Linked DNA regions of Homo sapiens: region 1 is linked to region 2. A link is a loop called in an ENCODE intact Hi-C map of the cell type or tissue named here. Cell type or tissue: psoas muscle. All regions are shown on one strand. Links, peaks and the distances in the headings refer to the core of each region. The heading gives the core; the rest is flanking DNA.

Evidence for each region. A loop is a pair of places that touch in the nucleus more often than their neighbours do. Peaks named below come from ENCODE experiments on the same cell type or tissue, not always from the same donor. Only the 100,000 strongest peaks of a DNase experiment are listed, where the experiment ranks them.
Region 1: a loop joins it to region 2, with 2.8 times the contacts of the local background. A loop is called at or near these places in 8 of 110 quality-filtered maps.

The regions. Positions count from the first base shown.
Region 1 is chr21:16,250,928-16,266,844 of GRCh38, reverse strand. The region is part of intron 4 of MIR99AHG (mir-99a-let-7c cluster host gene); the gene reads right to left. Among named protein-coding and RNA genes, the nearest start is that of SNORD74B, 26 kb to the left of the region's middle. In psoas muscle, for the core only: no CTCF peak of the experiment used is centred there; no DNase peak of the experiment used is centred there; H3K4me3 peaks cover 740 bases; H3K27ac peaks cover 1,819 bases.
Region 2 is chr21:16,196,597-16,212,513 of GRCh38, reverse strand. The region is part of intron 3 of MIR99AHG (mir-99a-let-7c cluster host gene); the gene reads right to left. Among named protein-coding and RNA genes, the nearest start is that of SNORD74B, 80 kb to the left of the region's middle. In psoas muscle, for the core only: no CTCF peak of the experiment used is centred there; no DNase peak of the experiment used is centred there.

The sequences.
Region 1 (15,917 bases), core at 7,586-11,585, 54 kb before region 2:
CAGAATGACATTACCTCTGTTATAATCCAAAAGTTCAGTTAGGGTCCTATGAATTGCTTTTCAAGAGAACACTTGTGCATAATGCCAAAATCCACCCCAAAATAAATGCATATCTGATTTAAAAAATACTTTTTTCATTTGGATGTTTTTGAATGATAACTGTAACACAACCTTTTCATTTATTTCCTTTTATTTAGTCCACATAGTGACTATGACATAATGAGACCTTTTCTTTAAAATTACCATTATCTGCATAAGATTACCTAAATCCTTCCAACTCTTCGAGATCAATGAAATTACAACTTCAAATCTACATGAAAGTCATATTCCTTACTTTTCTTTCTCCCCTTATTATTACATATTTTTGAGAGTCTGCTATATAGCAGAGGGGCTCCAAAACACGTAAGAAATTGTCCTGACACCAAAGAATTGGAACCTAATGGAGATACCGTAACCGAAGGCAGCATTTCTAAGTGTTTTGTAGAACTATAAATTCCCTAAGAAACCTTAAAGTTTCAAAATCTGATTTGTGTGAACAAAAAAAGAGAGATGATCATTAATTTCTGCTTATAGTCTATTACTGCCATAATATACAGACAGTTCAGGAAGCTTCACGCATTCATGTAAAAACGGTTGATAATAAGATAGAAAGAATCTGAGGCGGTAGATATCTTTAAGGTGATGAGCCACATGCCTGCTCTCGTTGGCCTATCTTCCTCCAGACATGATAGGAAAGAGAAGTAAATTTCTATCTTGTTTGATCCACTCTATGTGAGTGTCCTTGTTACCTGTTTCAGGCTGTATCAGTGTGCTTCTAATTATTGATGCTGAAAACTTAACAGCCAATGAAATTTTCATCTCTACTTCTAGTACCCAACTACTGGATTACAGTCTTTGTAGATCTAATGGCATATTCCCCTTCTTCACCTGGAAAATTCCTATGTAAATCTCAAATATTCCATCCTGTTAGAAATCTTCCCCAACTCAATCAGAGTTTTTCAGGCAATCCACTGAGCTCCCCAAGGACCAGTTATTTGAGAAACAACTGGTCCTTGGAGAGCTGCAAAACAAATTTAAGAGATATAGTCTCAGAAATGTTGAGAAGGATACCTTTTTTTTTTTTTTTTTTAAGACGGAGTCTCACCCTGTCACCCAGGCTGGAGTGCAGTGGTGTGATCTTGGCACACTGCAACCTCTGCCTCCTGGGTTCAAGTGATTCTCCTGCCCCAGCCTCCCGAGTAGCTCGGATTACAGGTGTGTGCCACCACACCAGGCTAATTTTTGTATTTTTAGTAGAGACAGCGTTTCACCATGTTAGTCAGGCTGGTCTTGAAGAGAAGGATACATTTTTTAAATTACATAATTAAGAGAGACCTTGTGCTATAAGAGAAACAAGACTGACAATAATTTTAAAAAACAGCATAACATTATAAGTTGTACTAGTTTGGAAAAAAGCACAACTCTCTCCCTTGTTCCTTAATTTAGCTTTGATGTTATGACACATCATATAAACTGCAGTATTCCATGTAAGTTAAGCACAACCCAATTATTTACCTGAATAAAATTAAGGCCAAACAAAATGGAAAACATATTTGCCATCTAATATTTCCATGTTGGGTGTTTAGGTTTCATGAGGCTGTCTTATAGAAGAAAGAATCAGAATAGTAAGACAAAAATAGTTCTAAGTTAAGAAGAAATGCCATCTGTGAAGTTTATGAATTAAGTTGGATAATGATTAGTTCCTCAAAGGAGGAAAGTTAAATATAACTAATAAGTCTTCTATTATAGTAAGGCAAAACCAAAAGACAAACGAGCAAACAATAATAGGCAAAAAGCAGCAATTTTGAAAAAGTACACATATATGGCTATCTTCTTAGAAATACATTTTATCCAATATTTCATTGACTATTGAAAGTTATACAAGAGTATTTGCATCAATCAGAATATGCTAAAAAAGATAAGTTGTATGTTTAAAATAAATGATTTTCTTGGAAGAATAGAAAATAGTCAAAATTAAAAGCAGTTACCATGAGACTTTTTTTCTGTGATAGAAAAAACATTAGGAATGGAAAGAAAAATCATAAAGTCCAAAAACTGAAGATGAGATATCTAATTTCTTAACAGCTTTTTAATTCAGTTTGATCATGTTCACATTTAACAACTCACTGATCTCATCGGGTTCCAGCTTAGAGTCACGTATGTTGAAACTGAAAGGAACCTTAAAGGAAGCCCAAACATCTCCAAATTATGGAAGTGTATAGGCTGAAGAAGAAGTGACTTCCTTATAAAACTCAATACTGCTTTTAAAAGATACTACAATTGACGTAATCACTTACTTTCCATGTTCTCCTTACTAGGACCCATGGGAGATTTCTGTTCCTAATATTAAGAAAATAAGTATTCATATTCTTTGTGACTGGTTGATTCGTGGTCTGGAAGATATCCTAAACTTGTGTAATTTCACCAGGATTTCCTTTTTTGCATTGGCTGCTAGAAATCTTGAAACAAAAATTATGACCTATTTATAGCAAGGGCATATAACATTATGTTATCTTTTTAGCCCCGTTGCTGGCACTTTTGTTTTGTTTTCAAGGCAATTTTTCTTTCTTTTTACACTTTTATCTTTAATTACAGATCTTTCCCAATACCCTTTACCAAACAAGGGCAAGAATGAATAAATGAATGAAAGAACACTCAATTTTAAATGGCACATCTGGGCCCAGAGGGCAAATATTCTGTCTCCAAAACAAGTGCTTGTGTCTTCTCTACATTATTTAGCATCCCTACTTAAAATTGGATAAATTTCACCTTGCATCATTGAGAGTTGTAAGAATGACTTATCCTTTACCAAAGAAGAAAAAAACTGGTTTCGAGGAAAATTGCTTTCTAAATTCATTTCCTTTTAAAAAATCAACAAGTGTCTAGTATGCGTAATGAAGCATTCCATATATCTCTATGTCTATCTGTCTATCTATCTATCTATCATCTATCTATCTATCGTTAAGATATTTTAAAGAAAACATTTAAAGGTACTAATACTATTTCAAACTTTATTTGGTAATTTTCCCTCAACAAACCTTTGCAAAGACACATAATAAAAACAGAAAGAAAGAAAAAATAACTATTTCAGTCATTCTGAAACTTTTAGATAGCTAATCTCTGGCTATCTAAAAGTTTAGCACACCACATGACAGCCCTCTAACAGAAAAACAAGACAACATCATGGAGAAAAAAAATAATCATCTTCTATGGCAGAACAAAAGGAAAACGCAAGGAATTTTTTTGAAATAATTTGAGCTATGGACAGACCTGTCATAGACACCTGCCTATTTTTGAAGCCCTTCTGAAGAATCCTCAATTGGTATAAGACCATAGCCAAGAACTTTGGTTAGTGTACTATACTCAAGTTCCTAAACCATCCTCTAAAAGTTTTGAGGCCTCCTATTTAGAACTGAGCAAAACAGATTTTGTCATTTGATGAATGAATAACTAATGAGACTAGTTAACATTTTAGAGTGGTTTCTTTGAGTCAGGCCCTGCAGCAATTGCATTATCTCTAATCTCCTCAAACCCAAGAGGCAGTAATATAATTATTCTCACCTTTACAGATGAATAAACTGAGGTTTGGGAAGGCTTGTTAAAGGTCCTAACGCCAGTAAGTGTTGGAAGTTGGTCTGCCTCCAAACACCACACTCTTAAGCCCTACCCGATATTACCATCTGTGCTTATATATGGTAATATTCATGATGTGTGGCTAACATTTGATATTACTGGTATTAATGTTCATTGATATTCTTAAAGACCTTCTTCAGGCTGAGAATGGTGGCTCACGCCTGTAATCCCAGCACTTTGGGAGGCTGAGGTGAGCGGATCACCTGAGGTCAGGAGTTTGAGACCAGCCTGACCAACAGGGTGAAATCCCATCTCTACTATAAATACAAAATTAGCTGGGCGTGGTGGCACATGCCTGTAATCCCAGCTACTTGGGAGGCTGAGGCAGTAGAATCGCTTGAACCTGGGAGATGGAAGTTGCAGTGAGCCGAGGTCGCCCATTGCACTCCAGTCTGGGCAACAAGAGTGAAACACTGTCTCAAACAAAAAAAAAATTAAAAACTTCAAAAAACTAACTGTACAAATGCTACATACAAGGAAACATTGATTAAAATATAGAATATTTATGCTGGAAATTTAAGACTATTCAGTCTAAAATTTCAAATTAAGTAAATAAAAATATCCCACCAAATATAAGTTGTATAGGAAAAAGTAGTATCATTTAATTTTCTAAATAGGCCAAAAATGAAAATGGCTTCCAAGTCCACCTTTGCAAACCATATCTAGTACATCTATATACTATATCTAGTATTACCCACACTTCACATATTTTTATATAAGCACTGCCAAGAGACTACAACATTTTTTAAAGGTGGAAGTAAAACTGCAAACTTTGGAAAGAAGAATTGTATTACCTATCCATAAAATTCAAGTTTACAAAAGAGTTGGAATATATTTATGCTATGGTAACTTGATCATGCATAAAAGGGGTGATACACTCAGTGACTCACATTACTTTAATTAAAAACCTGGTTGGGGTTACTTCAGGTTGGAGAAAAGCATAGAAATAGAAGTCACAAGGGCAGATTTATATTCTTGATAGTACCACTAACAGGAACTCTGCATAATATAAAGATTGTTTTATTTCCATGTCAGAAAGCAATCAATATAAACTAAATGTGAGATGTACAATACTTTCATTAGGAGGAGGGAATTGTATTATTCATTCATAAAATTTCTTTCAGCGCTGACTGAGAAGTTCCTATTCAATGATTTCCACAAACTTATAAAATTTTATCTCAAATCAATGAATGCATGCAGCAATAGAAATAAAATAATTTAAGAAAAATATCTTAAAATAGAAGTGAGGAGTCCCGCAATGAGAACTATATTTTACAAATTATTACATGAAATATCATAGACTGAAGCCTGAGGGAAGGAAATGTTGACTAAGAGACTTGAGTTGGGAGCACTCTTGCAAATAATCAAAATTTTGCCTTCTAAAGTGAGAACCGAGCCAGATAAAGGAAGGAAAGAAAAGTGGAAAATAGATTTAACTAGTGAAACAGAATTATGAAAATCAGAAAAATTACTTACTTCGCCATTTCCATTTCTAACATGTACCTCATTCTATTCTCTTTCTTCCCAGATTTCCCTTCAAAGTAATAAGGTTGATTAGTTTTTCACTGATGAGTACTAACTCTACCACTCTTATTCTACTGATTCTATTACTGCTATTAATAATTCTATTATTACTGATTCTCCTTGATATTAGGCAATATTGATAAAAAGGGGGCGGAAATGACACACACAATTACTTCCTTTTCGAGCACAAATACATATGGACCCTTCTGGGTGCTTTCCTTATAAAATGAAATGGACCTACCCATTTTAGGTGTGACATCTACTTTTAAAATTAAAAAAAAAAAAAACTATACACATGTTTCAGAAAAGTTTGTAACTGTCACAATTATAATGCAACTTGTTTAGTCCATCAGTATAAATATACTTTTTTTGGTCAAAAATCTCTAGATGGAAAAATGTGTGAATTATTCTTAAAACTGTGCCTTACAACGTGGTAGAAAATTAGGCCAAAACACAAGACAGAATGACCAAAACCACCAGATGTTTTCATAGAATGCAGACATTGCTCTAATGAATTTCATCCCTATGGAAAATCCCACCCGATTTTATAAGGTTCATAATGTGTTTCCTAAAGGAATGGAAACATTATTGGGATTGCTGTCTTAACAGGCAGCACATAACTCCACATTATGAAAACAATTTATTCAATTATTTTTTCTTCTAAATACCATACTTTGCTAATAATAGGTTCTACCATGGTTTGTCTCTCTTAATTTTAAAAGTTATATTTCCTAAAATTGAAAAGATACTAAAAATGTTTAAAGAAGTAAACAAGGGCACCCATATCATACATATTCTTACCATCTAGAGTTAACCATCAATAATATCTTAGCATATTTTTATTAGTGTTCTTCCTTGCTTTTCCTACTAGGAGTCATGTTCACTGCAAAAAAAAAAAAAAAAAAAAAAAAAAAACCTCAAAAAATTATTTAAGTACAGCAAAATATTTTTAAACACACAAAATCCTAACAAAGAAATAACTGGAATTGATATGAGGGGAAATTCATTTCAGGCATTTTTCTGTGCGTAGATATGGATGGATGGATGAATGGATGGATGGATGGATGGTAAATGATACATTTATGAATATTTAATCATTATAAACACTTTTTTAAGTCTTAAACTTAATTTTTATAGATTATAACAAAATAAATCTGAAGTAACACTAAAGATAGTGGTGAATTTCTAATATTTCTTTACCAACAAAGATATGATTTCTTTAAATTTCCTTTTTGCTTAAGAAATTATTTAAAATATTAAGAAGTGATGTCATTTTCCATCTTAAAACTCTATAATACAGGGTATAATTCTGTAGGATTCTGTAAAATATGAAGACATCAGCAGTTCACATGTCCCTACGTCATCTCTTTGTACTTTCTAATTTTAAAATGAATATTCTTATACTTATCTTCTTTAGGTTTAAACATTTGTACACCTCTGTTACAATATTACCCTTGATTGCTAAGTATTAATTTTATATTTAAATATTTGCAAAGCTTACTATTTTTTTATGAAGTCTTTCTTTTTCTGCCTTTTTTATTTTGATTCAACTACTAATTGGCTTAATGTATTGTTACAATGATTTTAGAAACACTCAGGCACCACTACTATATATATATACATGTTTCAGAAAAGTTTGTAACTGTCACAAATATACATATATATAGTAAATATAATGTATTATCTATGTGTGTGTAAATATATGTGTGTGTGTATATATATGTGTGTGTATATCTATATATTTATAAACATTTTAAAAGGAAACAAACTCCAAATACCAACACAAAGGAATGTATTAAAATTGTGCTGTCAACTAATTCAAATTCTGTAAATGCCTTTTTACTAGCTAATTTCAAAATAATTTAACTAAAGGGAATTCTATGTGGACAAAGAACTTCTAATTTTATTTTAAAATGTAGTCATATTAACAAACTATTTTTAAGAACAGCTTTGATAGCTATGCTGTATTGGTGTTGGAATTTTGTAATCTTCTACTCCTCTGAATTTATAGAACATGCAAAGTTACTATATCAGAATGATTTCTACTAATATTACAGATTTGCTTTTTAATAGATGTGCTAACTTTCATGTTTGGAGAGTAAGTAAAGCAACACTAGAGGCATGACTACTAGAATGATACTCAAAAAAACACAGATGGGTTTTTGCATTTGTCACAGTTGATTCAAGAAGTTCGTCATCTCAACAGACTGCTTTCTTCAAATCTTCAAATGCACCCCACAGTAACTTAACCCAGAACAGGTGACAGACCCTGCCCTAGCCAGAAACTATGTCCTTCAGTTGATTTAACTTATTTACAAAGGCTGATGACGGCAACCTAATACTCTTACATTAGACCCCAGGTTACCAAGTAAGAAAGGAATTAGCTGTGACTTAGCAAGATCCTCGTTTAAATTTCACAGCTCTGATTTTAAAATTACATATTCTGGTTCAAATGGTGTTACGGTTTTGACAAGCTATATGACACTCTCAGCTACTTGCCCAGCAACATGATAGTCACATTAAAGCTCAGGATGAAATAACATGTCTGACAAAATGGATAACCCGTGACAAAACAACTCATTGGGAAATGTCACATTGAGCTTATGAATCACCTATCATCAGACATGCTTAGTACCCAGGAGGCTAGTGGTATCACCAGAAGAACATTCCCAACCAGGAATAATTAGGTTTCTCTAGAAGCAGCTTTCAAAGTAAGCTTTCAGACTGTCACAATTAAAAGCAAGCTTACTATTAGACACGGTAGCCTTATAAAACAGGCCCTATCAGAGTAAAGAACCGTGTAAATATCATACAGCAGTAATGGGTTTTGGAAGTTTTCAACATGATTAAAAAACCTGAAATGTACCTATCCTTGGAAGACGATAAATCATTGAAATCCCACATTCTGATCACTTAGAATATGGGAGTGGGGAAACACAACTGCTTACGGCTTTTTGTTCATAACTGGCATTGGCTCCCAAAGGAGAGAGGGCATTGGTTTCTGACACAAATGAAGGCAAAATCCACAAATCCAGCTTCACTTCATCCGTCTTCAAGATGTCGATAAGAGAGACTGCTGCCACATGCAATCATATAATTTAAGGGTATGTGCTTAGCCACAGAGAAGCAAAGGTATGCATAAAAACTCCAAGGGCAGAGGAGTGATAAAGAACTAGATCTTTGATGTGCTATAAAGAACTTGCCACAGTGATAATTTACAAACATGTGAAGATACATATACACACAGTTTGATTTAATGTCCATTATTTCTTAATTAGGCCACTATTTAGAAATTGGTCAATCTCCTAAGTATGTTGTAAATGACAGGTAGATCTGTCATTCCATGTATGTTTTCATGCAGTTAGATTAAGAAAACAAGATCGCATTAATATAATCAAACTATGAATATTAGCTTTATAATAAAGCAATCAGTAGTAAGGAAGAATCTAGGAAATTTGCTAATGATTATCTTCAAAAATGCTCCCCTACTCTCTATAGACATGGCCAGCAAAGATATTTAGAACCAAGCAATGACAATTTAAATTAATTATTTCTAATTTTTTAAACAGACCAATAAAAGACAGTCAAGGTTAATTTAGTTAACATCTCATGAATTCAGGGCTGCAAGAAGCTAAGGTGGAATTTTATGGAGGGTTTGTTTTCTGTAAGAAATCCATTAAGGCTTCTGAAGTTTGCCTATTTCTTTTAAATGGCATCCTAAAAGCAATTTTTTTAAAGAAATCCTTTTTATTCAAATATAAGCACCTTCCAAAGAAGACTAGCTTGCTAAGAATTTACCTATTCATATCTGAAAATACTTTTCTGACAAAAATTCTTGAATTCAATTACCATAAATTTAACATCCTGATCACTTATGCTGGAGGATATTTGTTATAATGCTAACAAACAGTGTCCTGTGTACTCCTACTTATCTTTCTTGCTTTTAAGGAAGGTATTCAGCTTAAATAGCAACTCTGTTAGCTTTAGAGATAAGTAATCATTCAAGACAGGACTGACAATTGATCCTATGGTTTATAGAAAAGGCTTTTACAAGCCAAATCAGTGAATTCTTCAGTAAATGTTTTTTCCAGATTTGAACCTGTGTTGGTAAAAGACATGGAAATTTGGCAACGGCATCAATATAAACTTGGTTTAATTTACTGACCAAGATACATTAAAAAGGTTTTCACTTACCTTGCGTAGTATTTCCATTTTGGTATACTACCTCTTTCCCTCAAAATATCTCAGAAGATCACCTTTAGTAAATCAAAATTTATCCTTTTATAGTCATACAATTTTACAATACAGGTATTTAATCGACAAAGACAATAAAATCAACTAGATATGGCCATCTGGAGTTTGAGGCCACCAAATAATGAAATAACTGTTAAATGTGTTAGTCTAGTCCTCTGAGTGGCATTTTCCCCTGTGTCATCATGCTAAGTACTAAGGGATGTATCCATCCCATAATTTGAGACATCTAAGCCTGCAGGCAAAAAGTAGATAGAAAGCAAATGAAGTTTAAAATACAGAAAATTGCTTAGAAAAAGAATTGAATTAACACCTAGAAATTAGATTGCTTATTTAATTATTTCATTTAGTTTTCATTTTCCTTCAATTACTTTGCAATCTTTTGCAATAAATGAAGCCAAATCATAGAGAGAAAAAGTGTAAGCTTTCTCTTTTTTAAAAAAAAACTAATAGCCCATTGCATACAGTAGAAATGTGAAAATGTCTGGTAAACTATTAACTTTTTGTAGAACACCTGATTGAAATTTGAACAAGATCCAGTTAAATGAAAATGATAATTTAATGACTGCATTTCTTCAATTTTCAATGTAAAGAAAATGCCAAATGAAAAAAAGAATGTTTCTGAGGCAAATGTATTTTAGAAAATCAATATCAACTGAGATGAAAATGCTATTACAAATGCTACTCTAATTCAGGCTATGGAAATTAATGTATTTAAATATGTCTTCGTATTGAAAATATAAACTAGAAAGTTTTAAATATATGCAACTAGAGACAAACATATCTGATCTTGGGGAAAAGAGAAATAGTAAACAATACGGCGGAATTATCCCACAACACTGTTAAACAATTGATAAATATTAGATCTGAAGTTACTGCCAGTGGACAGTCTATTTTTATTGGTAGGCAATGAATCATTTGAGATGAGATGGAAAAAAAATTGGGGGTATCTACTGATAAAAACTGTATAATCAAAACTTTTGTTTACCCAGGACCAACACTTTGAGTTGAAAACAGAGGAAAAGGTAGACATTTGCTCTTAAGCCTACTATGTATGTGTCTCGTCTATACACACAACTGTGCATGTTAGTGTGGAGATTGGCCCAGGAATCTCATGACTGAATGTCAAGTAAACATGTACCTGATGTAGGAACTCATGGGTGGCAAGATCCTAAGTATAATACCAGCCCCAAAATGTCTTCTCTCTTCCAGGGGGACTGAAATTCCCTTACTAGTGTATTTTATTATGTTAGAGAGGGGAATTGGATATTCAATGATTCCCTATCAAATGCAAAATTCCTAGAAGAGAATTTTCCAAGCTACTACCAGTGACCAATATTATAGTTCAGTATTTGCCAATCTTTTTCCATCTCAGAATCCTGACAGACATGACATACTTCCATCAACAGTTTAACATCATTAAGGATTCTATCACTAACATTTCTGTATAGTAGAAATTCTCTGTACCATTACTATTATAAACTATACAACCAATCCCCCAGTTGAGAATCACTGCCTTAATTGAAATGAATGCATGAGGTTTCTTTCCCACGGGAAACATTCAAAATAGGCTCCTGTGTAGCATGAGACAGGTGAGTTGGAGAAAAATAGTCCAATTCATGGATATTATCAGTGAGTAATACACAAGTATGTTGAATGAATTGGACTTGCTTTTTATGTAGTTCTGGATTATTTAATATTTATATTTCTATATGCATTTCTATTTATTCTCTGCACAAAAAGGAGATTATATCTGTTTTGTATTCTATAATTTCTGTAAGGTGGCATAATAAAAATCATAGACTAGCATACTTCAGGATGGGACACAATGAATGAAATGTATTTCCCACAAAATCTTCAAACGAAGGGAAACTAATTCTGTTTATTCTACAGATAAACCATTACATTTCAGTGAAAGGCAATTGGCTAGCTTTCTTTTTTTCAAGCTATTTCTTTCGATGGAATTAACAAATTTGACATTTTAAGAGCAATAATTTATGATAACCTATCTATTGTATTAACACTCATGTTGGTGCCTCTCATATCGGGCTAAACCTAAGTTTTAATCACAAAACTTTTCATTCCTAAGCCATCAATTGCCATTAATAATATACCAGATAGATGTAAACTGAAGTACATGTAACTTATTCCAGTGGCAGTAGAAAATAGAGATGATTTAGTACCTAGTATGATTGGAGAAGAAATGACATTTAAAGAAACTATTTAGCATAGATGACATGCTGGACATACTTGTGAACAAGTATTCATTGGAACTTTATTGGAACTATTTATTTTGGCAAATGTCACACTCAAAATAAGTTACGTGGTAGCACTAAAAAATAGAAATACAGGAACTTTTTTCAATGAGGAATTTATTCATGTTTATAAAAATAAGTGGAAGAATTGAGAAACAAATTCTCCACCAGCAGTAACAAAAATAACACAAGATAAAGTCAAAAGTCTTTTTTTGTTGTTTTTTGCTGGGTTGATCTGGCTTAAATAAATTCATACTTTCTATTTTAAAGAGGGCTACCAACACAAAAATATGGGGAAAAAAACTTTTATTTTTCATACCTCTCAAAATTATTAAAGAGTTCTGAGTCATTTCCCAAATTTAGTAAAAAATAGTAAAATAATACTACATTTAATAATATATGAATCAGTCTTCAAAATGATCTTTGATGACTTTACACAGTAGAAGGAAGAAGAAATGCTAATATAAGTGATCTATTTGATACTCTTACTGACAATTTTTAACGTGGAGGGACTCATTGGTGGAAGGTCCTAAGTATAATACCAGCCCCAAAATGTCTTCTCTCTTCCAGGGGGACTGAAATTCCGTTACTAGTGTATTTTATTATGTTAGGGAGGGGAATTGGATATTCAATATTCAATTCTATTCAATTGATAGATTGATATCAATTTGCAGGAAAATCCTGTGATACAGGTGGTACAGAGTACCTCCATCAGGTCTGTCAACCTGACAGTGAACAAGGGTATCAGTGACATACATATCCAGAGCTGTCCCATAAGGTCCACACTATGGTAGCTGGGCAACTTTGCCTGCTTCTAAGAAAAGAGACAGGAGTGATAGAGTGATTACCAGGCAATCTATTCTCCAAGTAAAATTTAAGGGACTATGAAATGAAAATTATTTTCTTTTATTTACCGTTGAAAATACGTATCCCCCAGTGGAAAGCAGTCCATAGATTTAAATATTGGTACCTAACCTATGTTTTAGCCTCCCTGGCAAAAATGTGTACAAATGCAATGATAAAAAAAAAAATTAACTGAAAGTTATACTTCAAAGTTACATAATATACTGTGCCTCCCAATGAGTGCTATAATCCAAATGACAAACTAGTTGATATGATTTGGCTCTGTGTCCCCAAGCAAATCTCACCTCGAATTGTCATCCCCATAAGTCAAGGGAGCAACCTGGCAGAAGGTAATTGCATCATGGGGGCAGTTTCCCCCATACTGTTCTCCTTATAATGAGGGAGTTCTCATGAGATCTGATGGTTTTAAAAATGGCAGGTTTCCCTGCCGTCTTTTTCTCTCTCTCTCCTGCCACCATGTAAGGTGTGACCTGCTTCCCCTTCCCCTTCCACCATGATTGTAAGTTTCCTGAGGCCTCTCCGGCCATGAGAAACTGTGAGTCAATTAAACCTCTTTCCTTTATAAATTACCCAGTCTCAGGTAGTATCTTTATGGTAACACGAAAACAGACCAATACGTTAGCAATTTAAATTACTTCTATTATTTTGTCCTTGGAAGATCACTAAACATCTGTGAAGTTTCTGATTTCCCCTACTGTCTCAAAGAAGCTGATGATTATTCATTTCAAATAATCTATTAGAACGGATGCAAACTTAAAAAGCTGTAGATATCCATAGCATTGTCTAGATGACATTTCAATATCAATTTCACATTAAGGAAAAGTATGTTTAATCTAAGAAATAATGTAGCAATTCTATGTTTTTAGCTATAATTTGAATGATGTGAGGTTAGCTCCAAATATTGACATTTTTCATATTATTTTAAATTACGTAAAACGAAGGAATGTGTAATTTTGTTAGAGACTCAGAAACAATTTCATGCACTTTAGTTAATTTTTATCACAAAAGAGTATACCATAATTTAATTTTAAGTGATATGACATATTATAATAATATTAATCCCAGTGGCATGGCACAGGGGACTGAATTAACATGTTTTAAAATTGAACCAGTATATCAATTCACATTAGACCTACAAACGCACTAGAGCTTCTAATAGATTTCACTGCTGACTGTGGTATGTAAATTTTTGAACTTCACAGACACAATATTTCATAATTGTAATCATAATTTAAATCAGCCATAACAATGTGTTGAACCTCTCTGGATGAGACCCTAAAAATGATCATTAACAACTAAACTTCTATAAAAGGTAATTTATGCAGTCTATTTTCTATTGAAGTCCTATATTATAAAAAGTTAAACACAATATTTATAGGGTTTATAAAATTTCCTATTATTTTTAATTGGTACATGACAGTGAGTACTGGTTATTCACAAATATACAGAAGCATGTAGTGGGTTTTATTTCTGATATGTACATTTTCTTTTTTTTTTATTGCTTGTCTCTATTGCTTTTATATTCTGCAGCATGCTTTTCTATTATTTTGCTTAGTACATTTCAATGTAAAATCTATTATGAATCATTTCTCTCTTTCCATATACATACACATACATTCAGACCACCCACATACATATCTATATACATGATAGAAACATTTGAATGCAATATTAGAATCATTTTATGGCATTTGTCTTGCTGAGACTTTCACTACCTTCAAACATATTTAACTTTCCATGAGGTACACTGGATCAAGTAGAAAATGGGGATAATTTTAGTAATTGTTTTCATAAACATTAAAAAGTCTAAGGGTCAAATATGCTGAAGTAAAGATTCCATTTTAGGCTCAATCACTGACACAAATTTTACAAATTTGTAAAACTTCTCATTTCTTTACTCTGTCTTGCACGCAAGCAATTATCACAGTTATATAAACATCCATATAACAGTAATGAAGTGGAAGCCAATTACCAAACTGGAATGAAATTAACAAAGGTTAATAGCCCTTTTATATAAAAATGGACAAAATTATTTTGTGCTATGATTCCAACTATGCAAAATCAATACCCAGGAAAAAATAAATGAAAATAAACACCAAGTAATGGTAGTGATAACTGTATGGCTTCATAGTTATTAATACTATACATTTTGAAACGACAAGCTTTTCAGAGTAAAAACTTGTTTTAGTTTTATTTTTACAGTACACAAAGAAGTAGATAAAAAGTCAGATTTGCCTGAAGCTATTTTATTGCAATTGAAAGTATAGTGGAGTTTGGCAGATTTCCATAAGGGTGGAATGAAATTAGCTTGTCCATATATGATTATGCTTATGCTGGAACTACCATTGTGTATTAGAGTTCATCAGGGTCTCTCTGTCTCAGAACCATATCTCATTCCTTCTGAGGTTAGTGAAATTCTTCCTTAATGAATACAGGTTCCAAACTTTTTTATGGTCATTGAAAAGACCCATAGGTGTTAACGACAATATTACAATTCTGTAATCCACACCATAACAAAACTTCAAAACTCTTCATAAACTGTGGGACTGATAAGAGTTTGACAAAACTGATATTACAGGGTTGTATTAAAAGCCCAGATTTCACCACTATGCGGTATATCCATGTAACAAAACTCCATTTGTACCCCTAAATTTATATAATTTTTTAAAAATATGTTTAAAATGCTTATCACCCATCTCTACTAAAAATACAAAAATTAGCCAGGCATGGTGGTGGACTCCTGTAACCCAGCTACTCAGGAGGCTGAGGCGGGAGAATCACTTGAACCCGGGAGGTGAAGGCTGCAGTGAGCCGAGATCGCACTACTGCACTCCAGCCTGGGCGACAGAGCAAGACTCTGTCTCAAATTAAAAACAAAAAAACAAAACAAAACAAAACAAAAACAAAAAAATCTTACCAATTCTAGTCCAAATGGTACTTACAGAATATTTAAAACTATTATGTAAAATATTGCTTTCTTTATTTTATAGTAAACATATGTGTAAAGACACACACATATATATCTATGTGCATATGCATATATATATATATGGTAATATAAAATAATGACAAAGAAGCTTACTCTTATTTTGGAAAATCTGAGCTCTCTAAAAATAACAAACCACATGCTATCTGACAAACTGATAACTAAGACAAAACAAAAATCAATTAAGCAAAAAGAAATTAAAGAATGGAAAAATAATATCAATTGTTCCATTTTCTGGTGTAAATTTGAAGTAGGAGCTAGGTTCTCTATTTCAATACAGACACGGGTCTTTTTAAAAGTTCTTAATGATCTGTTATGGTTTCAGCAGGTATTGAATTATCTTTCCATTAAGACCCTGTATGTAT
Region 2 (15,917 bases), core at 7,670-11,669:
AAGATTAGAGCCATATAATTTTGGTTAAGGAAAAACAAAGATAAAAAAGACTTTTTAATGAGTTTTTAAAAAGGTGGGGGCATGGTCTATCCTATATAATTTATTATTCAGTTTTGTTTTGCAAAATGTGGTAACTTGTGGCTATAACAGAAGATATTTTTACTGTGCTTCTCTTCAAGTTCAAGGCTTTCAGAGACGTCATTGTCAAACCCAGAAAAAATTCTTGCCTTGGCAGGTTTTAACAGATCCTTAGTTAATGAGATCGACTGTTAGCTGTTAGTGCCCTTTGGAACTCATCAAATAATTCCCAAGGATTAACGATTGAGAACACTCTGTCAGTGAAATACAAAATCTCTGGATTACTCACCAACATAAACAATCTGCCTTTTCAAATCGACTTTCTCAAATGTTTTGCCTGTTCTCTCATTTCCATTCCCAGTGCATTAGTTCAAGCTGCTCTGCACTACTCCCATTCCTAATTTCTTTCCATTCTACTTGTTCTGAACACTGCTTTCTTTCTCAAGCATTTGCTGAAGATTTTGAAGTGACTCCTGAACTATAAATAGGGTGCTTAAGGCCTGTCATGTGATAGTCCACAAATATCTTTCAGATATCTTTATCTCTGCCCCTATCATAGAATCTCATCTCTGGCCATTTTATAGTTTCCTGTTGTCATGTCACTTTTCATGCTGTAGCCTCTATCTCTGCTGATGACGAGTCCCTGCCTATGCTTCAAGCTCTGTTCCAATACTGCCCCTTGCAAAAAGTTTCTCCTTATGAGAAAGTCTTTATCCCTCTACTGTATAAGCTAATAAATCCAGCCTTGCATTAACACTGACTTACGGAAAGTTCTGTTCCGTAACTACTAAGAATCTAGAGGGTAGAAAATGTATACTGGTTGTAGAAGTGCTCTCCACAGTGCCTGGCTCAGAGTTTGTACATACAACCAAAGTTATCCTACGTGTGTTATCTGGCTCTCATGAGGGACACAGAGAGATGACATTGCCCAGATTCACCTGAGCAAGGTATGGCCATGTGGCTGGGCACTGAAGAGTGGAGTATATATGGGTCTGCTCCAGGTCCAGACCATAAAATTTCCCCATGTGTGAACTAATACTTCAATAGCAACTGTGGAAGTTGCTATTGGTGGAGCTACAAGATGGAAAGAACTTCAGTCTTTGAATCAGGGAGTAAAAAACTGTCCAAGGCATACTGCGTGGATTGTAATCTGAACAAGCTCTGAACCTCTAAGAAGCTGGGGTTTTATCTATTACATCAGCTGATATATCCTTATAACACAGCAAGTCTGCTGATTGGTCAGCCAATTATTACAATGGAGACTATAATAAATAATGTTATTAATGTAGACATATGTATATATGTGTATATTTATATAGTTAAAGTTTTCTTTACCTGTGTGCCCATCAAGCATAATTTTATTGCTATTGCTTTTTGTGTATAAACTGCCCCATCAATAATTTTGAATTTAATATATTTTTAAATGAATGGAGAATTTAGTCACTAGAGAAAAAAATTTCAGTACAGACATCTGAATTTTTATAATTTGTGTAGTCTTTTACATTTGTATTGTCCATACTTTATGCAATGGAAATACTTCTTAGAGACTTACTTTTATCAAGACTTGCCAAAGCAAAAGCTCAGTTTTCAAAGAAATAATAGCTTGCTTTCTTTATATATACATTTTTAAAAATCAGTTTACCTAATTTTTAATTAAGTAAAATCACATAAACCACTGCCATAAATAATGTTTGAGAACAAGCATGATTAAAGCTATTATATGTTCGTGATATTGAAATTCTTTATATTTAGTTTAAGCCTTGTACTTATTAATGCATTTCTCTTCTCCCCTGTTTCTATGCTCAGGGTCTCCAGGCACATACAATCCTACCACACTGTTGCATTTGAGATAAACGAACACATTAAGAAATGGAGCTGGTACAATACCTATCTAATTGAATTGTGAAAGGTAGTTTACCAGAAGATATTAGCATGTTTTACTTGTGTTGTGATGGCTGTGTGAATTACTGGTCCAGAGAGAATATTATACAACCTTATTGCATTTTAAAGAACGTATGTTTTCTTAACTTTTTTTAAAATCATATATGAAAACCAGTATGATCTGCACATTTGAGATAGGCTCTTAAAATACGCATCTCCAGGTTTGACTTCTCTCCTTCATTGCTTGCAACTGCCAAAAGGACTTGCCTCTCGGCTTTCTTATCACCCCTCACAAACTTATTATTTCCCAAACTAAGCTCCTCTAGTCTCTCTACCATTAGCTCCTTTCCTGAATTTCCTGTTTCTCAGAGTTTATATGTCCGTTCTAGCCATTTTCAGCAGAAGACCAATATATTTGCTATTTGGAAATTTTCTTTTCATATCTATCTTTCCCTTTTCATCCCCCAAACAATCTCACTTCTAAGTCAAACTCCACCACAAGTTGCCCTGTGTCAGAGGAACACACCCTCTGCACCTGTGCTCCAACTATGGATGCTACCCATCAGTTTCTGTATCTATAGCAGGCCCTCTTCACTTTTCCAGACTAACTCCTCATCCTCCAGACTGTCTTACGTCTCCCCTGGAAACAATAAGTCGATGAGCCACTGGCCCAGTAGCCTTTGCCCTTGAACTGGGTGAGACTGAAACTGTCAGCTGAAGTTTTTAGCAGGGGATTCAGAAGGAGGAGCAGTCAAACATCTCTGTCAAGTTATCACGTTCCTTTCCCTCAGAATGCACTTTTAAAAGGTGAATCTTCCTATTCTACCCATCTCTTTTGGGTTCCCAGAATTTATTTTATTTTATTTTATTTCATTTTTTGAGACAGAGTCTTAGTCTGTCGCCCAGGCTGGAGTGCAGTGGCGCGATCTCGGCTCACTGCAACCTCCGCCTCCTGGGTTCAAGTTATTCTCCTGCCTCAGCCTCCCAAGAGCTGGGATTACAGGCATTCGCCAACTTGCGTGGCTGATTTTTGTATTTTTAGTAGAGACGGGGTTTCACCATGTTGCCCAGGCTGATCTCGAGCTCTGACCTCAAGTGATCTGCCTATCTCGGCCTCCCAAAGTGCTGGGATTACAGGCATGAGCCACCATACCTGGCCTTGGCTTCCCATAATTTCTATGTCCATCATCTTATAGAACAGAAGAATTTACCCTCATGTGTTTGAGAATTATATTTTCCTAGAGTTAAAGATTTTATAAGAGAACTTTTACCAATTTGGCAAAAATGTCTGTGAACTAGAAGGTCCCCAGTCCATACTTTATATATAACAGGGGTCATAACTGTTCCCTACAATCCTGTCCCTTAGAACTAAATCTTACTTCTGTTTTCTCCTGGTTTTAGTCTGGGATAACTTGGCTGGAACGACTTTACCTTGGCTGGCATGGCCATCTCGTCTTTCCTCCAATGCTGAACCCAGCCTTTTGCTGCTGCTTAGATTTAACAATTTCTCCATTTGGACACTGTTACTCTTCTGGGATTTGCTACCTCTGTATGGAATTGGTTCTTCAGACCTTCTCACTGACCACTAAATCCATTTGACTAAACTTTTAAACTCCTAGCCATATATTCCAATCTTTGCCATCACTCAAAGTCAAACAAATGTTTTGCTCTTACATTATTTGCTCTCACATACATTGTTTATTATCAGTCAATCCAGAATGTTCTTGCCTTGCTTCCTACATCTCTAACATTCATTTGGTAATCTTTTATCCTCTGAATAAACCTATTTATATTCTGCTTTTTTCTATAAAGCATTAAGGAAGCTCTCTTAGTTAACCCTCCCTACTGCAACTCAGCAATGTGTGAATAGGAATTATAGCTCAGATAGTTGGCTCTAGATCCCAAAGCACCTTCCATAGTGGCTGTAAAGTGATTAGACATGTAAAAAATTCTGGATTGCTGATAGGCAACATGTAGCATTGCCCCTCTTAAAACAAATTTAAACACCCACTAATCCCAAAAAGTTCATCTAGATTGTCATTATTTGAAAAAATTAAAAATAAATGAGACACAGTGTCATGAAAAGCAATAGTCACACATTCTTCAAAATGAAATGGACTAAAAAGATACAACCATCTTAGTTATCTGTGAGCCCCTATAACTAGCAAGTACCAGGGAAAGATTGGAAGCTCCAAAATTGATGATGAATACAAAATTTTCCCTATGTTAAAAAACTGAATTCCCTGGCTTCAAAGATATTAAAGAAAGTCAGCCCACTCAAATTTTCCTAAAAAGGATTAATATTACTTTGAAATTACTTGATTCATTAATAATTAATCTTTAAAATAAGAATTCCAATGAATACACACTCTGATTCCTCCTTTTTAATGGTGCATTCTGGAACTTTCAAACCATACAATTCATTTTGTCATGATTTAACTTAAAGTATATCAGTGACTTATGCAGATGAAATATGGAATATAGCATTCCATAAAGTATGATATGTGTATATCTCTCTATGTACATGTATCTGTCACTATTAGTCTTTGCATGTGTGTGTGTGTGTGTGTGTATGTGTATAGTATTAATGTCCCTTTTCTACATATCTGTTTGTAGCTAGTCATTTCTAATCACCCAATACATAAATAAATTTATTTGCTAAAGGCGTAACAGTGATTAAAAAGTTAATAACATTTAGTAAATATCGATAATTTCTTCTACCCACAGAAGTAAATAATTCTAAATGTTGATTAAAGGGCTCTAAATCTAGATGATTTGGGCCATATTCCTGTTATATTTGTCCCTATGTAATCTCTAGTGTGTGAATATATAAATAATATTGATTGCAAACAGCTTGCTAAATTGTTTTGTGATATCCTGCCTTCAAGAATATATGAAATCTAATCTTGCTAATTTAAATCTGACTGACAAGAAAATATTGATTGAGAAGATGAGAACAATAAGAAAGTCATTTAAATGTTGCTATAAGATATCAAAACTTAACATAGAAGAGACTGATGTCAAAGAATACCATATTGAGCTTCAAGATTTAAAACGTTTACCTCTTCTTTGTTGAGACAGATATTTTACAGAGAGTGGAGTAAAATTTCTGCTGAGGAGAGGAACTGTGTCAGCAATGGGGAACAGTGTAGAAGAATTTTAAAGCACCAAGAAGTGGCAATACAAATAGGGTAATGAAAGACAGATTTTGCTAAGAGCTGAAGGCAAACAGGACTTTCACTCCAAAGTAACAAATTATGAGACGTGAATGCAGAAATCAGCTACACTTTGCAGAAAGAAAGGTAAGAGAAGTCAAATAAGACAAGTTAATGCAACTGAAAAAAGAACAGGAGAAAATATTAAAGACATGTTCATGTCCTTGGAGGAAAGACAAACTAATAAATAATAAATAACAGTTTTATTAGTTATTTAACAAATAACTAATAAAAAATAAATACTAGAGAAAATGGGCTTGCTTAGAAACAAGTAAACAACAATAGCAATGCCTCAAAAGGTCTATATTAGATATTTTTGGAGTAATCCAAGAACCAGCAAATAAACAGAAATGATTAATACTTTATATAAAATGATAAAAACTAAAAAGCTTAAAATCATAGAAAATGTCATGATATCAAGGTATTACCTTCAAAAGGCAAAAATCCTTATAGCTCTGGCCATAGTTTCTTTATATCTGAAGTCATTTCTAATACAAAGATGGAAGTAGAAATAGGAATATGCAAATATCCACACATAAAGGACGAAAAAAAAATTGAAACCAAGTTATCAAGAAAAATATACTAGCCAAGAAGGCTGGTTGCTCTATGATGTAGTATCTACGGAGGAATGGACTATAAAAGATCATGCATATGATGCTAAATGAACTATATCAATAAATAGCTTTTAAACATTATTTAATTTTTTTCAGGAATACATGTTTCCCTAGTTATTACATGAAATAAAATCAATAAATCCACTAGGAACCGGCTGATGTTAACAAAAAAAAATGCAGAATATAATAGAGATTCACTGAGGGTTTTAATTTCTTAATATTTTTTATGACTTATCTACCTAACTTTATAACTGTGACCATGAATTTACAGCTCTACACAACAATCCCCACACAACAAAATCAAGAGAGTCAACTAAATTAAAAGTTTAGAATTTTAAATATTAAATTAAAAAGAAAAAAACCTGTCACGAAAAATATAATCTGGAACACATTTTTAGTCTCTTTACAAATTCAGGCATCATCTAGAACTGGAGCATGTGGTTCCAGTCAGTTCTCTTCTGCCACATTTTTTTTTTTTTTTTCTGAGACAGAGTCTTTCTCTGTTGCCCAGGCTGGAGTACAGTGGCACATTCTCAGCTCACTGCAACAGCACCACCTCCACTCACTGCAACCTCCGGCTTCGGGGTTCAAGTGATTTTCCTGCCTCAACCTCCCCAGTAGCTGGGATTACAGGCATGCGCCACCAGGCCCAGCTAATTTTTGTATTTTTAGTAGAGATGGGGTTTCACCATGTTTGCCAGGCTGGTCTCAAACTCTTGAGCTCAAGTGATCCACCCACCTCGGCTTCTCAAAATGCTGGGATTACAGTCATGAGCCACATGCCCGCCTCCCAGTCAGTTCTCTTCTGAAAGACTATTTCTTTTGCTATGTAGAATAGACATTACATTCCTCACTTAAACCTCTCTCATTGCCACCTCCTCTTTACCTAGTATAGGTACCCTTCCAGTGCACACAGCTAGAGAAGCCCTAGCACAGGTTCAGTCTCATGACACACCTCCCCTACTAGACTCGGACTTCTCAACTTCCTGGAGGGTTTCCATAACAACTCCGTGCCTTTATGTGACTACATCAAGAACTGGAATCAGTCCACACAACCCTCACTCTCAGTAGCTTTGCTAACTTCTTATTTACCCATCATTCCCTCCTTCCTGTCAGCACAAGTATCTCAACAATCTCATTTCTGCATGCATTTGTTCATTAAGCTGTAATCACGGCCCCCAAACTCATTAAAAAGATAACACTCCTTGGACTTTAACTCTGAATCTCCTTCCAATGAGCTACGCTCCCTGCCCTATTTCAACTACTGTTCTAAGCTTGCAACTCAACTGCAAAATCTCGACCAAGGAGGGAGATCTCAATTTTGTATCCTTTAAAGAACGTTTTGCAATTTTTAACCTAAAGCCCTTCTCTAACTATTCTATCTGAAAACAGCCCCTCTATTCTTTAAATTTATTTTTTTCTTAATACTTATTACTTCTTAATTTATCCACATATTTATTTGGTAATTTGGTTAACACCTATCTCTCCTTTCTAAAATATGTACCACTTGGTAATGATTTTCTTAAAAAAAAAAAGTCTATATTGCTATCACATAGAATAATCAACCAAATACAGCAATCACTTGATAAATACTTGTTTAATGAGTATGTAAACTTATTTAATCACTCAATAGTTTTTGAAACTTAAAAGGTTGGTGTGACAACTGCTTGTTATTCACCTAAAATTCATTGTCCCTCTTCTTAAAGACATGACTTTCCAGCTAGAAACCACATTTCCCAACTTTTCTCATATGCAGTTGTGACTGTGTAACTACAATTAGATGAGTAGAATAGAAATACTGTGTTTAATTTCTAGGCTGTCTTCAAGTTAAAGACAGGCTGTGGTCTCCGAAACTTGGCTCTTTTTCTCTTCATATGTGAACTCAGTGATGTCTGCAACCTAAAAGGCAACATATTGTGGGATGAGAGAGCAACAAGGTGAAAGAAACCTGGGCTCCTGAATTACCTTGAGGAGCAGAACGGCCCCATTAGCACAGAAAGGCTGGCTTGTACCATGAGGGAATTTAACTGTTTTATGTAAAGGACTTAATTTTGGAATCTTTTTCTTCTTTCATGCACTTGGCTTCCATGATTCTCTCTGTTATTTCTCTGAACTTAAAGATTTTCTTAAAGGTTCTTTTCTTAAAGGTTCTTAAGGGTACTTTTCTGGTCAACCACTGTTCTTAATTTAATCTAGTGATTTTTCAATGTTTCAATCAATGAAATGTTTGAGAATTTAATAAAGGATATGTACATATATTCTTCTTTATACTAGTGCTTATACAGCATATAAACGCTGGTAGTTTTTAATAACTCTGAAGCCTATCTTCGAATCCTCTAAGTAACTACAGTAACAGCATTAAAAAAAATTCTTGAGAAATGGCACATATTATCTTGGTTTAACTACCACTCATGTTCCAGGATATTTTCCTATCTAAATAAAGAAAATATACAACCATTTGCCAACCTTATTAAACCCTTTAGATTTGTCTCTAGTGCCCTTAGGATAATCCAAACTAGACCTTTCAGGAGGGAGCCAGTATTTATCTCCAAACCTCCTTCTCAGCCCTTTGCCACTCCCAGCACTCGGTGCTCCATACAATTTAAACTTTTTGCAGTTTCTCAAGCTCACCAGACTCTCAATTTTATAATATTTCATATCTCTTTCCTCTGCCTGGAACATTGCTTACTCTCACTTACATATCTCTCTACTCTTTCAACAAGACTCCATCTGAAACCCATGCACCCTGTCCACATGCTACACCCCCAATACCTTTTTATTAACACACTTTATCCACCATATCTTCATTGCAGTTCAACTCTCAGCCTTTACCTCCCACAAAATCAAGGACTATCTGCCTTGTTCACTTTTACATCCCTCATACCTCTCACAGTGTTTGATATGTACTAGGTTCTTAATATATATTTTCTTCAGTTATAAATTTGCTACACTTTTCTCAGCTATAGAAAGCTTAATGTTTAAGATGCTGGAGACCAGACACGGTGGCTCATGCCTGTAATCCCAGCATTGTAGGAGGCAGAGACGGGCAGATCACCTGAGGTCAGGAGTTCAAGACCAGCCTGACTAACATGGTGAAACCCTGTCTCTACTAAAAATACAAAAAAAATTAGCCAGGCATGGTGGTGCGTGCCTGTAATCCCAGCTACTCAGGAGGTTGAGGCAGGAGAATTGCTTGAACCTGGGAGGCGGAGGTTGCAGTGAGCTGAGATTGTGCCATTGCACTCCAGTTTGGGTGACAGAGAGAGACACTGTCTCAAGAGAAAAAAATAAAGGAAAGATGTTGGATTAAAAAAAATTCTGGTGTTGAAGTAAACTGTATCTCCTTGATGCATGATTCTCAACTGTTCTGAAGAATATTCTTTCAGTTGGAAAGAAATATCTCCCCTTGGAATTCCCAGTGTTTTATGACTCTCTCAACATGGTATGACAGACTAATCTTTCAGTGGATAGGCTGTGTATTGTGTTCATATTTTCATCCCTCATAGAATGAAGCACAGTTCCTTACATATCTTGAAATATCTCCACAGTACATTGCATGACAAAAGCAGGGTTTAAAACACTGTATGTAATTGAAGGAGGTGTAAATTGTATGCTTTTATTTGGTTTATAGTCAAGAACCCCACAAGGGGCCAGTGGGAGCGGAGTGGATGAGAAACAAGGATGGTGGGGAGACTTTTCACTCTATATATTGTCTACTTTTGTGATTTCAACATGAATATGTTTATCTTAAAAATAATTAAAATTTCTAACACCTTCTTTATAAGAAAAACATAACAAAAGTTTAAAATCAAGGGATAGCCTTGGAGACATTATTTGAAACATATAAGACAAAGTATCAGCACTCAGAATGTATATAGCAAATGCCAAAAAGTCAATAAAAAAAGATAAACAATTTAATAAAGATTGTCAAAGTTATAAGGAAGCACTTCACTGAAGAGAACACTTGAATAAATAAAGATACATTTATAATAAAAATGATGAATGTATTGCATTTTGTATATAAGGTCTCCATCGCTCACTTCATTTCAGAGATTTACTAGATATCTTTCTGTTTTCATTTAGAATCAAAAATATGAAAATTTTAAAAGCCTTAAAATATCATTTACCCAACAAATAAAAGTTAAAACATTGGACAATATTAAGAATTGGAGGCCGGGCGTGGTAGCTCACGCCTGTAATCCCAGCACTTTGGGAGGCCGAGGTGGGCGGATCATCTGAGGTCAGGAGTTCAAGACCAGCCTGACCAACATGGAGAAACCCCGTCTCTACTAAAACTACAAAAAAAAATTAGCCCGGCATGGTGGCGCATGCCTGTAATCCCAGCTACTTGGGAGGCTGAGGCAGGAGAATTGCTTGAACCTGGGAAGTGGAGGTTGCAGTGAGCTGAGATCATGCCATTGCACTCCAGCCTGGGCAACAAGAGCAAAATTCCGTCTCAAAAAAAAAAAAAAAAAAAGAATTGGAAAGGACTGAGGCAAATGGGAATGCTAGCAACTGCTGATGGAAATAGAAATTTGTCCACTACCCTTGGAGAGAAATTTCAGTATTTTAGAGAGTGATTGGAAAAGTGGTAAAATTGAGACCACATATATCTCACAACATATAAATTCCACTTTGGGTATTATCCTAAGAAAAATTTGATACATGTTCACAAGGGTGCATATATAATTGTGTTCTTTGCAATGCTGTTTGAAATAGCAAACACATAGAAACAACTTAAATGCCTCTGAAATGTGCAATGCAGATGTTTTCGGTGTTCTCATATAACCTTGGCACTTATATTTTCCTTACACATTGAGGATGTTTTACTGCAAGCACCTGCCACTCTCTGCCTGAGGGTGTTCTCTAGCCAAGAACATGCTAGGGTTGCCTTGAGATGGGCTGGGATTCTAGAATTCATGGTCACAGGAGTAACCTTCAACCAATGACAGAAAGGAGTTTCAGATACACACCCCAGCTTCCTTGTCCTCAAGTGATACAACTCTGAAGTGGTCCACCATTAATCATATAGTAAGAAATGTGTAGCTGTGATTTAAAAAAATGATTAAAAATAGAAATGGTTAGAAATCAATATTTCAAAAGCCTTAAATGTTGTAGAGACAGAAAGAGAGAAGACAAAGTTCGTATCTTGTTTCTGTTTTGTGCAACCAGGTGGATGATGGATTGACATGGTAAAAGATTCTGGCAAAAAGATGATTATTTGAATTCAGACGTCTTGAGGATGAAGTGCCTGTGGCTAACTGAATATACTGGCTTAAAGTTTGAGAGCAAGAAACAGGCTAGAGATGGGCTTATAATGGTATCTGAAGTTACGGAGATGGATGAGATGAACAAAGGAGAAAGAAAAGTAAGAGAGGGCAACCCAGGAAAAAGCAGTGAAGTTCATGAATATTTAAAGAATGAGCAGAAGATGTGCCTTCAAATGGAAATGAAAGAAATAAGCTAATCTGGTGGAAGGAAACCCAGTGGTAAGAAAGAAAAATAAAATGCTTATTTCATAAATGTCCTACCTGAGGACATATTGACAATAGCTTCTGTTATGGTTTAAATATGTCCCCCAAAGTTTATACATTGGAAACTAAATTGCCATTGAAACAGTATTAAGAGGTGGGGCTTAGTAAGAAGTGATTGGGTCATGAGGGTGGAGTCCTCCATAAATGGATTGTTATTGCTGGGCTGGGTTAGTTATTGTAAGAACGGGTTGTTGTAAAAGGGAATCCTTGGGCAGTAAGGCCATACTTCGGGCAGTATGGCCAAACCACTGGCTTTCCTTCCACCAGGTTAGCTTCTTCCTTTCATTTCCATTTGTAGGAGCATCTTCTGCTTATTCTTTAAATATTCTTTGTTGGTTGGAATGTAAATTAGTTCAAGCTCTGTGGAAGACAGTGTGGTGAATCCTCAAAGATCTAGAACCAGAAATACCACCTGACCCAGCAATCCCAGTACTGGGTATATACCCAAAGGAATATAAATCATTCTATTGCAAAGACACATGCATGCATATGTACACTGCAGCACTATTCACAATAGCAAAGACATGGAATCAACCCAAATGCCCATCAATGATAGACTGGATAAAGAAAATGTGGTACATATACACCATGGAATACTATGCAGCCATAAAAAGGAATGAGATCATGTCCTTTGCAGAGACTGGAAGCCATTATCCTCAGCAAACTAAGGCAGGAACAGAGAACCAAACACCACATGTTCTCACTTACAAATGGGAGCTGAACAATGAGAATACATGGACACAGGGAAGGGAACAACACACACCAGGGCCTGCTGGGGGATGGGGTGTGGGGAGAGAGAGCATTAGGCAAAATAGCTAATGAATGTTAGGCTTAATACCTAGGTTATGGGTCGACAGGTGCAGCAAACCACCATGTTACATGTTTACCTATGTTAAAAAACCTACACTTCCTGCATATGTATCCCAGAACTTAAAATAGAAAAAAGTTTTTTAAAAAAGGGACTCTACCCCTCGGGCTCTCTGCTGTCATCTGTCTCACATTCTTGCTTCCACCAATGCCATTCTCTTGGAATTCCCAGCCTCCAGAACCATGAGCCATATAAATATCTATGGTTTATAATTTATCCCAGCCTGTGGTATCATGTTATAGCAACAGAAAATGGACTAAGACTGATTCTTAGAAACCTGTTTCTATTTTCAAATTCTAAGACAAATTCCAAGTTGCTACTACTGCTTCTTTATCTTCATCCCCATCTTTCTTATTTTTAAAACTTTTTGTTTTCAGAATTTCATTTCCCACTCAACTAAACCGACCCTTTGCTGATGCTATAAATTTGAATGCTAGGTCATCAAAATATATGTTTTTAAAAGAGACAATATTACAAAGTAGCTACAAAGCAACAAAACAAGACTGTCTGAAACACTTACAAAAGATCACCACCCTCCTCCCCATTTTCACTATTACAGAAACCCAACCTGGGTGGTATATATATTACTATTCATCAAGCCACAAGCATGTTCTCATGCCACTTCTCTCTTCTTTTCCATCTGTCTTAAGTGACATGGATTTAGAGAACCATACCTAAAGGGTCATTCTGAAGAATGCTTTTCATTTTATTAAGATTCTCTGAATTAGGTGAATGGTGTAGGTGGATAGTGTAACAGAGCTTTGATCCACCTGTGGAAACTCATGCAGTCAGCAGTCATCTTTAGAAATGTGCTTTAGATATCAAAAATGATAGTGTTACTTTCACTCAGAATACAAGAAGCAAGTCTATTTGATACTCCAATTACCATTTGTTAATTACATAATCAGTAACATCTAGTTTTGTTTTGGTTTTAATTGCTTTTTCTCCACCTCCAGAATTTGCACGCACAGAATGTTTAAGCACAGGCCTAACTACTTTCCACATCTTTTCACATTCAATGCTTACAACAGTCATACGAAGTAGGCATTACTATCAATATTTGCAAGGGAAAAGGAGGTTTATAATAGATTAAAGACTTTGCTTATGGTAACACATAGATCATAAGTGAGTCAGAATTTGAAACCAAGTTTTCTGATTCCAAAGCCCACGGCTTTGAAAACTCTTGTCAAGATGGCATTGCAATAATATGGTTTGAGCCCCGTGCCTTTGCTTCCAACATGTAACAATAATAGATAAGTTTTAAAAGAGGTGATATAAAAGAAAAGTAATAGTCAAAAACAAGATAAACATACCAGAAATAAACTATAAACACAAAGTGAGGTACACTGCACCAGATGGTGTCTAGAATGAGAAGCAAGCCAATCCTTGTATCTGCAAAGTAACTGGATGCCACATGTGTCCCACAGGGAGTAATAATCAGTGCCAAGCTTACTGATTAAAACCTGAAGGTAAGACAAGAGGAAGCCGAACAACTGACTAACACCTCCCTTTTCCTGGAGCCACGGCTTGCATAGAGCTGCTTTCTTGGGGAGGCCAAAGCAAGCAGCCATAATCTCACAGTCACATCCTGGGACAGACTGCTCTTTGATTTAGTGACTAGGTTTTTGATATCCCCATTAGCAGAGATTATAGACTGGGAAACGAGAGGGTACAGAGCCAACACTAAGACAATAGGAATGGTGCAGAAGGGCTAGCAATGAGAGAGAGAGAGAGAATTTTTAAATCCTTCTCATTCCAGTTAAGCCTGAAAACCAAAATTCTAAGCCATGAGAGAATGATATAAAAAGGCACCAGCAAAATTTTAAAAACAACATTCAGTGAAGTTATTCCAGAAGACATGAAAATAATAGAGCGGTTTCAGAATAACTTCAAAATAAGCATGCTAGGATTTTGGAAGAGACAAGAAATAACATCAATACAATGTGTAACAAAGTAAGTAGAAATAAAACATTTGAAGTGGCGATGAGAATCAATTAAAATTTCCAGAAAAGAAAAACATTGTCAAAAAAATAAATTCTGGAGTGGACATAGTCAAAAAAAGAATTAGTAAATGGGAAGATGTCTCAGTAATTCACCAAAAGTGCAGCACAGATAGATATATAAAATAGTGTGAAAGAGAATTTAAGAAATATGTATATTATGAAACTTTAACATATATCTATTATGGAGTTCCAGAAAAAGAGATTAGAGCTAATGTTAAAAGAAGCAGTGCCAGGCACTGTGGCTCATGCCTGTAATCCCAGCACTTTGAGAGGCCAAGGTAGGCGGATCACAAGGTCATGAGATCAAGACCATCCTGGCTAACATGGTGAAACCCCGTCTCTACTAAAAATAATAATAAAAAAAAATTAGCCGGGCATGGTGGTGGGTGCCTGCAGTCCCAGCTACTTAGGAGGCTGAAGCAGAAGAATCATTTGAACCCGGGAGGGGGAGGTTGCAGTGAGCCGAGATCCCGCCACTGCACTCCAGCCTTGGCAACAGAGCAAGACTCTGTCAAAAAAAAAAAAAAAAAAAAAAAAAGCAATATTTGTGCTTTGTGGGATCAAAATTGTGGAAATAATTTCAGGAAGATCAAAGTGTCTAGAAAGATGAACAAACTCTATGCTCTCTACCCAGTAAGAAGAAGAATAAAACTATACTGCTACTCTCTAGGAAAGTCTTTAAGGACCCATAATTTGTCTGGGATGATAGGATCTAGTCCTATAGATTATTTTCTATATTTTGATGGAATAAATCATCTTTAACATAAATTGTTCAATCCATTTGAAAGAATGCAGCTGATATAATATGTACTCTTAAAGAGAAGGCACGATTTCACTGTATCAGCTGTCAACTGCTACAAGGGTACAGAAGAGCCTGAAATTTAGTGACCAAGAGAACTGAAGAAGTAAATCAAAGAGTGTCATAACCCTGGCACATGTCCAGGCTACTCTCTCATCCCTATGTGAGCTCATAAGTGCACACACACACACACACACACACACACACACACCACCAACCTGGTCTATAGGCAAAGGAGAAGTAATCATCAATATGGTAATAAATACATAAGAAAAGCAACAAACCCACTAGTGATATATTCTGTAACAAGCGCTTGGTGTTACGCTTCACACCATTGGTGAAGCATTTTTTTTTCTTGTTTTATTCAGAACACTTGTCAGAAGACTCTTTCGTTTTATTTCATCTACACATGTCTTCAAAACTAAGTGCATAACTAGGAGGAAAAGACATTGCCTTAAGATGTTAGAGGCCTAAGCACAAGATATGTGTTTATGTTTGTATGTGAATATATGTTTTATATATAGATAAGAGAGATCAGCATATATTAATCTGTGACCATATAGCCACTGTTTCCTAGTAATCAAATACGTAATCTAAACATCTATGGAAGACTAGCTTTACATAAGAAAATATACACCTTCTTAAAATCATGGTATTAAAATTATGTGGTTGACTTCAGTTTTTAAAAGATGCCTCTGTCTCAGCAGCAAATCAATAAGTAAATATACAAAGAAAAGACAGGCGTTACTAGTTTAAGATTAAATGTTAGGAGAACTAAGAAGTAGGTCTTTAGTTTTTCACGATTTATGTACTTTCATTAGAGGGAAGCTCATTCTTTTGTAGCGTCTCTCCAAAGCCTAGTAACTTCCTGCCTTGTGGTTAGACTTTATAACCAAGTAAAATAATAAAGTTCCCTTTAATTTTT